2 separate regions of the Homo sapiens genome follow, and region 1 is linked to region 2. Evidence: chromatin contacts called from ENCODE Hi-C or POLR2A ChIA-PET data. All regions are on one chromosome and are shown on one strand. The core of a region is the stretch at or near the end of the contact, and the rest is flanking DNA. Distances in the headings are between cores, read along the strand shown. Region 1 holds the start of SAMHD1 (SAM and HD domain containing deoxynucleoside triphosphate triphosphohydrolase 1). Region 2 holds the start of ACTL10 (actin like 10).

Evidence for each region. Hi-C counts contacts between places; a loop is a spot of excess contacts on that map. ChIA-PET counts read pairs that join two places held with the same protein, here RNA polymerase II (POLR2A). Pooled maps may share reads with other maps.
Region 1: a loop to region 2 is called in a pooled map, with 2.6 times the contacts of the local background. The contact joins the promoter of SAMHD1 here to the promoter of ACTL10 in region 2. A Hi-C loop is called at or near these places in 1 of 50 pooled maps. POLR2A ChIA-PET finds 5 or more read pairs at or near these places in 2 of 52 experiments (GM12878 and H1).

What each region holds. Positions count from the first base shown.
Region 1 is chr20:36,950,060-36,953,035 of GRCh38, reverse strand. It overlaps SAMHD1 (SAM and HD domain containing deoxynucleoside triphosphate triphosphohydrolase 1), which reads left to right and starts at 1,328. Exons shown (of 16, transcript NM_015474.4): 1 at 1,328-1,600. The coding sequence starts at 1,393. RefSeq lists a silencer at 1,614-1,833.
Region 2 is chr20:33,665,299-33,668,326 of GRCh38, reverse strand. It overlaps ACTL10 (actin like 10), which reads right to left and starts at 1,384. Exons shown (of 1, transcript NM_001024675.2): 1 at 1-1,384. The coding sequence starts at 829. The coding sequence ends at 92. The region is part of intron 5 of NECAB3 (N-terminal EF-hand calcium binding protein 3); the gene reads left to right. RefSeq lists enhancers at 582-661, 1,472-1,691 and a silencer at 1,012-1,341.

The sequences.
Region 1 (2,976 bases), core at 79-2,578, 3.3 Mb before region 2:
CCAGGTGTGGTGGCAGGCGCCTGTAGTCCCAGCTACTTGGGAGTCTGAGGCATGAGAATCACTTGAACCTGGGAGGCAGAGGTTGCAGTGAGCTGAGATCACGCCACTGCACTCCAGCTTGGGAAACAGAGCAAGACTCCGTCTCAAAAAAAAAAAAGAAGACCTGCGGCAAATTACTTTTTCCTACATCCTAAGGTAATTGTGATAATTAAGTGAAGTAATATGTGTAGAGCCCTTAGAACTTTACAATATTTGTAAAACCCTTAGAAGTTATAAAAATTATTTAATATTTAAATAATTTAATGAATGTACTTAATTCATTTAGTATTATGTATAAATATAAAATTATTTTATATTTGTAAAGCCCTTAGAACCGTGCCTGGCACACAGTAAAGCTCTGTTTGCAAATAATATTTTGGCTCACCAGTAGACCACTAGTTCATACTGCTTGATGATAAGCTATTCCGCCTCATTCGTCCTTGACCCCCTAAACAGGTCTATGCCTTGGTTGCTGGGAAGGTGTGTTGGCTTTATTAACAGTAATAGTGATATGTCCTTTTACCAGGCAATTGCATGGACCAGTATTTATAGGGAAGTTTGAGCCCTGCCGCAGAGGGGTTAAGTGATGGGAAAATGCCTGCCATTTTCACATGCTGTTACAACCAGGCAGTAAAAGTCCTCAGAAGTTAAATTTTAAGTAATCAGACTGGCCACTTTCCTTCCTCTGGGAATGCAGTTGGGATGGAGGGCTCTGTCTCTAGTTGGAAAGAAGTCTGAAGTCCCCTCCTGTGTGGACACCAGACAACAGGTATCCCAGGGCCCTCTAGTTGACCAGCAATACTGTGGAATGAAGACACCCTCAAGTCACATTTGAAATCATTCCGGGTTCTTCCAGTTCAGCACCTTGACTGTTTTCCTCTTCACTGGGAAGGTGCTGGCAGCCTGACGGCCTTTTAGGCTTCTTTTAAGTTTGGGGCATCTGAAACCCGGCCAAGGTGCGGCGGGTAGTGTACTCATTCGAAGGAGAATACCCCCAATTCACTAGACGAGCCCCTAATTGGGGGTGCGGTGCCGGGCGCGCTCTTTCCTCCCCCTTTCCACCAGCACTGCCCTCAGTTCTGCTTCTAGCCACGCCCTTTCGCGTTCACGTCCAGCGCCCTGGCGGGATTGATTTGAGGACGACTGGACTGCCATTGCGCCTGCGCAGGGAGCCCAAGGCAAGAGCCGCTAGGCTGCCCTGCCCGAAGGGCTCAACTGTCAGTGAGCCTGCGCAGGAGGCCAATAGGCTGCCAATACTCCTTGGACTCCCCGCCAGGGCCCTGCTGTCAGTGCGCCTGCGCGCGGGTCCGGCGCCGAGGTTCTTGACTGCTGTGCCGGACGCCAGGTGTAGCCATGCAGCGAGCCGATTCCGAGCAGCCCTCCAAGCGTCCCCGTTGCGATGACAGCCCGAGAACCCCCTCAAACACCCCTTCCGCAGAGGCAGACTGGTCCCCGGGCCTGGAACTCCATCCCGACTACAAGACATGGGGTCCGGAGCAGGTGTGCTCCTTCCTCAGGCGCGGTGGCTTTGAAGAGCCGGTGCTGCTGAAGAACATCCGAGGTAGCGGCTCCGGAGGGGCTGAGGGGCGAAGGGCGGCGACCTGGGGCGCGGGCCAGGCGCCCTGAGGGAGGGGGCCCCACGAGAGGACCGAGGCCGAGGAGCGAGCCCTGCGGCGGGAGGCACCCGGGAGGGCGGACCTGCGCTGGGGGCGCCGAGGAAAGGAAGACCCGAGGCGGGGGAGGGAGCCCTGCGGCGGGGGTTCCCAGGAGGGCCTGCGGCATGGGGCTCCCGGGACTGACTCCCCGAGGCGGAGGAAGAAGACATGGGGTCGCCTGGGATAGGCGATTCGTAGGATGGGAGCAGGCTCCCGGGATTGAGGACCTGGGAGGGGCAGTCGTAGATTGGGATCTCACTCTCGTGGGTTTCTTCACTAACTTGCCACCCCGGCGCGGGACAAGCGAGACTCGGGTCCCTTTTTTTTAGTTAGAAGGAGATTTTTCCCCAGACCTTGGTGGGCGGCTTGCTGTCATCCAGGCTCGCGGGACCCCTCCGCGCTAACCGCAGCTCCTTGAACACTTGCCACATCAGAGGATGTTCTGGGGCTTTTAGGTTTCGGTTTCCTCCCTGAATTGAGGCTTTTCCTGAAGGGGAAGGAACTGGCTTGGTTAATCTCTGAATTCCCATCACCTTCCTTGGCATCCCAGCAGCGCCCGATAGGCGTGTGTTGACTGCACTTGCAGAACATGGTAAGGAACATGTTTTGCTCTTTAAAAGCAGGTTCCCCTCCAAAATCTGAACCTTGGGGTTGTTCAGTTGACCACTGAATCCCCAGCATGCCACAGTTTGGCCACATCCCCTGGAGAAGTGTTTAGGTTGAGTTTTAATCATATTTTACTGATTCGTATCCAAGCATCCATCCTTGTGAATTCTACTCAACTTTTTGTGGTGGGTGTGAGATTTGACTCCTGCCTTATATCCTCTAGGTGTCCAATAGGAAGGTGATTCTTTGGTGGTTGGGATTTGCAAATTTAGTAAATTTTTGCATTTGTTAGGTGGGGCCCTGTTTGGCTAGGTTGGAAACTGGGGTAGGAGGAACATTAGTGGTTCAGGACCCAAAGATAGCTTGAATGGGTATGGGAAATTGCATTTCTCCTTTTTTTTTTTTCTTCCCCCTTTTGCCCTTTCGTTTCCCTCCACTGCTGGGATGGATTATTACTTTATTTTCTTTGACTAGCAACAAGTGGAGTGAAGTAGTTCCATATTTTCTGTCTCAAAATGTGGTTGGCTCTCTGTTTCAGTGGTTTGTAGATTAACTCGTTACCCTCCAGAATGATGTGTGTTCCTTAAACCTACAACCTATTGCTATCAAAGACACTATGTGCTTTCATTTGGTAAAAACTGACCAACTGTTCCCAATTGCTCATGTCTTAGCTTCT
Region 2 (3,028 bases), core at 135-2,634:
TCCAGGAGGACCCTGCCAGCTCCAAACACTTGACTCTTTAGATAGAGAGCTGTCCCCCAACGCAGTGCCACCCCCCCCAGTCCAGCCTGACTCAGTTGAACACATCGTACAGCAGCCTGGAGCCACACTCCTGGTACATGGCCCGAGTTATCCAGCGGCGCTGGAAGGAGTGCAGGGAGGCCACCATGGAGCCGCCGGTCCACACAGCCATGCCACGCCCATGCTTGGCCACCAGGTGGGGCCGCAGGGCCGCGTAGCCGTGCCGCCGGCACTGCGCCTCCAGCTCCTTGTCCAGGCGCTCGGCGAAGCCAGGAAACAGTGTGGAGCCGCCGGCTAGCACCACGGTGTCTGCCAGGCGTGTCCGCAGCGTTTTGGGCATCTTCTGCAGCGCCCGGAAGGCCAGCGCGGGCAGCCCCTGCTCAGCCTGGCCCAGCAGGCCCGGCTGGAAGATGGGTTCGGGGCAGCGGAAGCGCTCACTGCTGAGGCAGACGCAGCACCCGTTACCCACGCTGAAACTGGCCGGATGGTGGCGGGCGGGGTCGCGGAGGTCGCCCTCGAAGTCCAGGGACACGTAGCAGCTGCGCTTCTTGAGATGTGTGATGGCCTTGCGGGGCAGGGCCTGCTGCAAGAGGTCAGGGTTCGCCGCCACCAGCAGATCCCGCAGGTAGCGCGACAGGGTGCTGCCTGCCACGTTCAGTCGGAAGGTGGCCTGGTGCCACGAGTGACCCGCGTAGATGGGCGTGGCGTGGCACACGCCCGCGCCCGCCTCCACGGCCAGCCCGCTGAACGCGCCGGTGGAGCAGAGCGCCAGCAACGCGGTGCTAGCCATGTGGCACGCGGGCACTGCCAGGGTCTCGAACAGCAGCTCCGCCACCCTTTCGCGGCCCGCGGGCGGCGCCAACGGCGAGTCGCTCACCAGCACGGGCCACTGCTCTGGGCACACCCGCAGGCCGCCCACCAGCAGGCGCTCCCACAGCCCTTCCAGCGCCTCCCAGTCCGCCACCACGCCGTGCTTGATGGGGTGCGCCCGCGCCACGCCGCCCGCCAGCTCGCAGCCCGGCGCTCCGGGCAGCACCGGCCGGTCCCAGCTGGGCACCAAGCTAGAGCTCTTCAGCACTATGCGCGGCTGGTTCTCGCCCGCGAAGCCCGCCTTGGTGAAGCCCGAGCCCTGGTCCACCACCACCGCGATGCGGCCCAGGGAGGACGGCCGGTGCACGCGGCGGCTCCCCGACACCGACGCCACCTTCGGGCTCGGCCCAGCCGCGGGGCTGAAGGCTCCGCTCCTCCGCGCCACTCGGCTTCGTCGGCCCGATACCTCCCGGCCTCTGTCCTAGGGAGTAGTCCCCTTCAGCCTTTGGCTCTGCCTCCGGAGCCTAAGTTCTTCCTCTTCTGGACCAAATCACCACCCTTTTCAGCTCTTGGCTCCGCCCTCTGGTCTGAAAGCCCCGCCTCTTCTGTCCGGGCCATCCGCCTCCTTTTCAGCTCGTGGCTAGTTCCTAGGCCTGAGGCCCGGCCCCTAGTTCAGGCTTCAGTCTCCGCTCTGGCTGGGTTCCAGCCGCATCTCACCCTCTTGGTCTCCCTCTGGCGCCGGGCTTCAGGCTCCACGCTCTCAGGACCCGCCTCTGCTTTGCTGTTCCGCCCCGTCAGCCCTTGCTGAGATGGCTGACGAGATGGCTAGGACTGATCCTTTTAGATCCTAAGAAGCCCCCGGGAGGAGCAGAACTTTGAGGGCGAAGGGGCCTTGTGGTAAGGCCATTTGGACATATATCCCCCTTGAGGACCCAGGCAGCCTCCTGGCACCTCTCACCTGGGCTTGACGGAAGTTCCTGGTTGTGGAGAGGGGAGGGGCTGGTCAGAAGGCAGAAAAGAACTTGGATTGGGCTCATTGTGACCTCACTCCCCAGCAGCTGCACTTCGCAGCTCCCTACCTTATGACAACTCCCTGGACCCATCCTCTCTTCTGGACAGAGCCAAGGGCAGTGATTTTGGCATCCAGGGGTCTGGCTTCAGCAGCCCAGCACAGTCTGATTCCTTTCCCAAACCACTTAGAATTATCTGATGTACTCTGTCCAGATGTGTGGCCCCCTACCCCTCCCAGTGCTGAAGAAAAAGCTTTTTCATCACAGATCTGCAGCTTCCCTGAAGAGCCCCCGAGAGGCTCTGGCCCTACCTTTATGGGCTTCCACGGATGGATTCACGTGGGCCTCAGTTTGAGACTCAGTTCTTTTTTTTATTATTATTATTTTTGAGACGGAGTCTCGGTCACCCAGGCTGGGCGTGCAGCGTTGCAATCTCAGCTCAGTGCAACCTCTGCCTTCCGAGTTCAAGTGATTCTCCTGCCTCAGCCTCCTGAGTAGCTGGGACTACAGGCATGCACCACCATACGCGGCTAATTTTTGTATTTTTAGTGGAGACAGGGTTTCGCCACGTTGGCCAGGCTGGTCTCGAACTCCTGACCTCAGGTGATCCACCTGCCTTGGACTCCCAAAGTGCTAGGATTACAGGTGTGAGCCACCGCACCCAGCAAGACTCAGTTCTGAAGCTGACTCACTGTGCAGTCCTAAGCAAGTCTTGATCTTTCTCTGGGTTCGGTTTTCTCCTCCAAAAGGTAGTAATAATCCCCCCACACAGGAAAGAGGTCACTTCTTGTCTCTGCAAAGCCTCATCCTCCTGAGGACCAGTTTGGTTGCAGGTAGAAGACTCAGGTGAATGTAACCCAAAATAAGGACTTTATTGAAAGGATCTTACATGTTATGGATATCAAGAGCAAGGGTGAAATCAGGTTTCAGGAACAGAATCTGACTGCGGGGCTGTGGGGAACCCAGGATGTGCACTGCATTGTGTTGTTTGTTTTTTGAGATGGAGTCTCGCTCTCTTGCCCAGGCTGGAGTGCAGTGGTGTGATCTCAGCTCACTGCAACCTCTGCCTCCTGGGTTCAATTCCCCTGCCTTAGTCTCCCGAGTAGCTGGGACTACAGGCGCCCGCCATGATGCCTGGCTAGTTTTTTGTATTTTTAGTAGAGACGGGG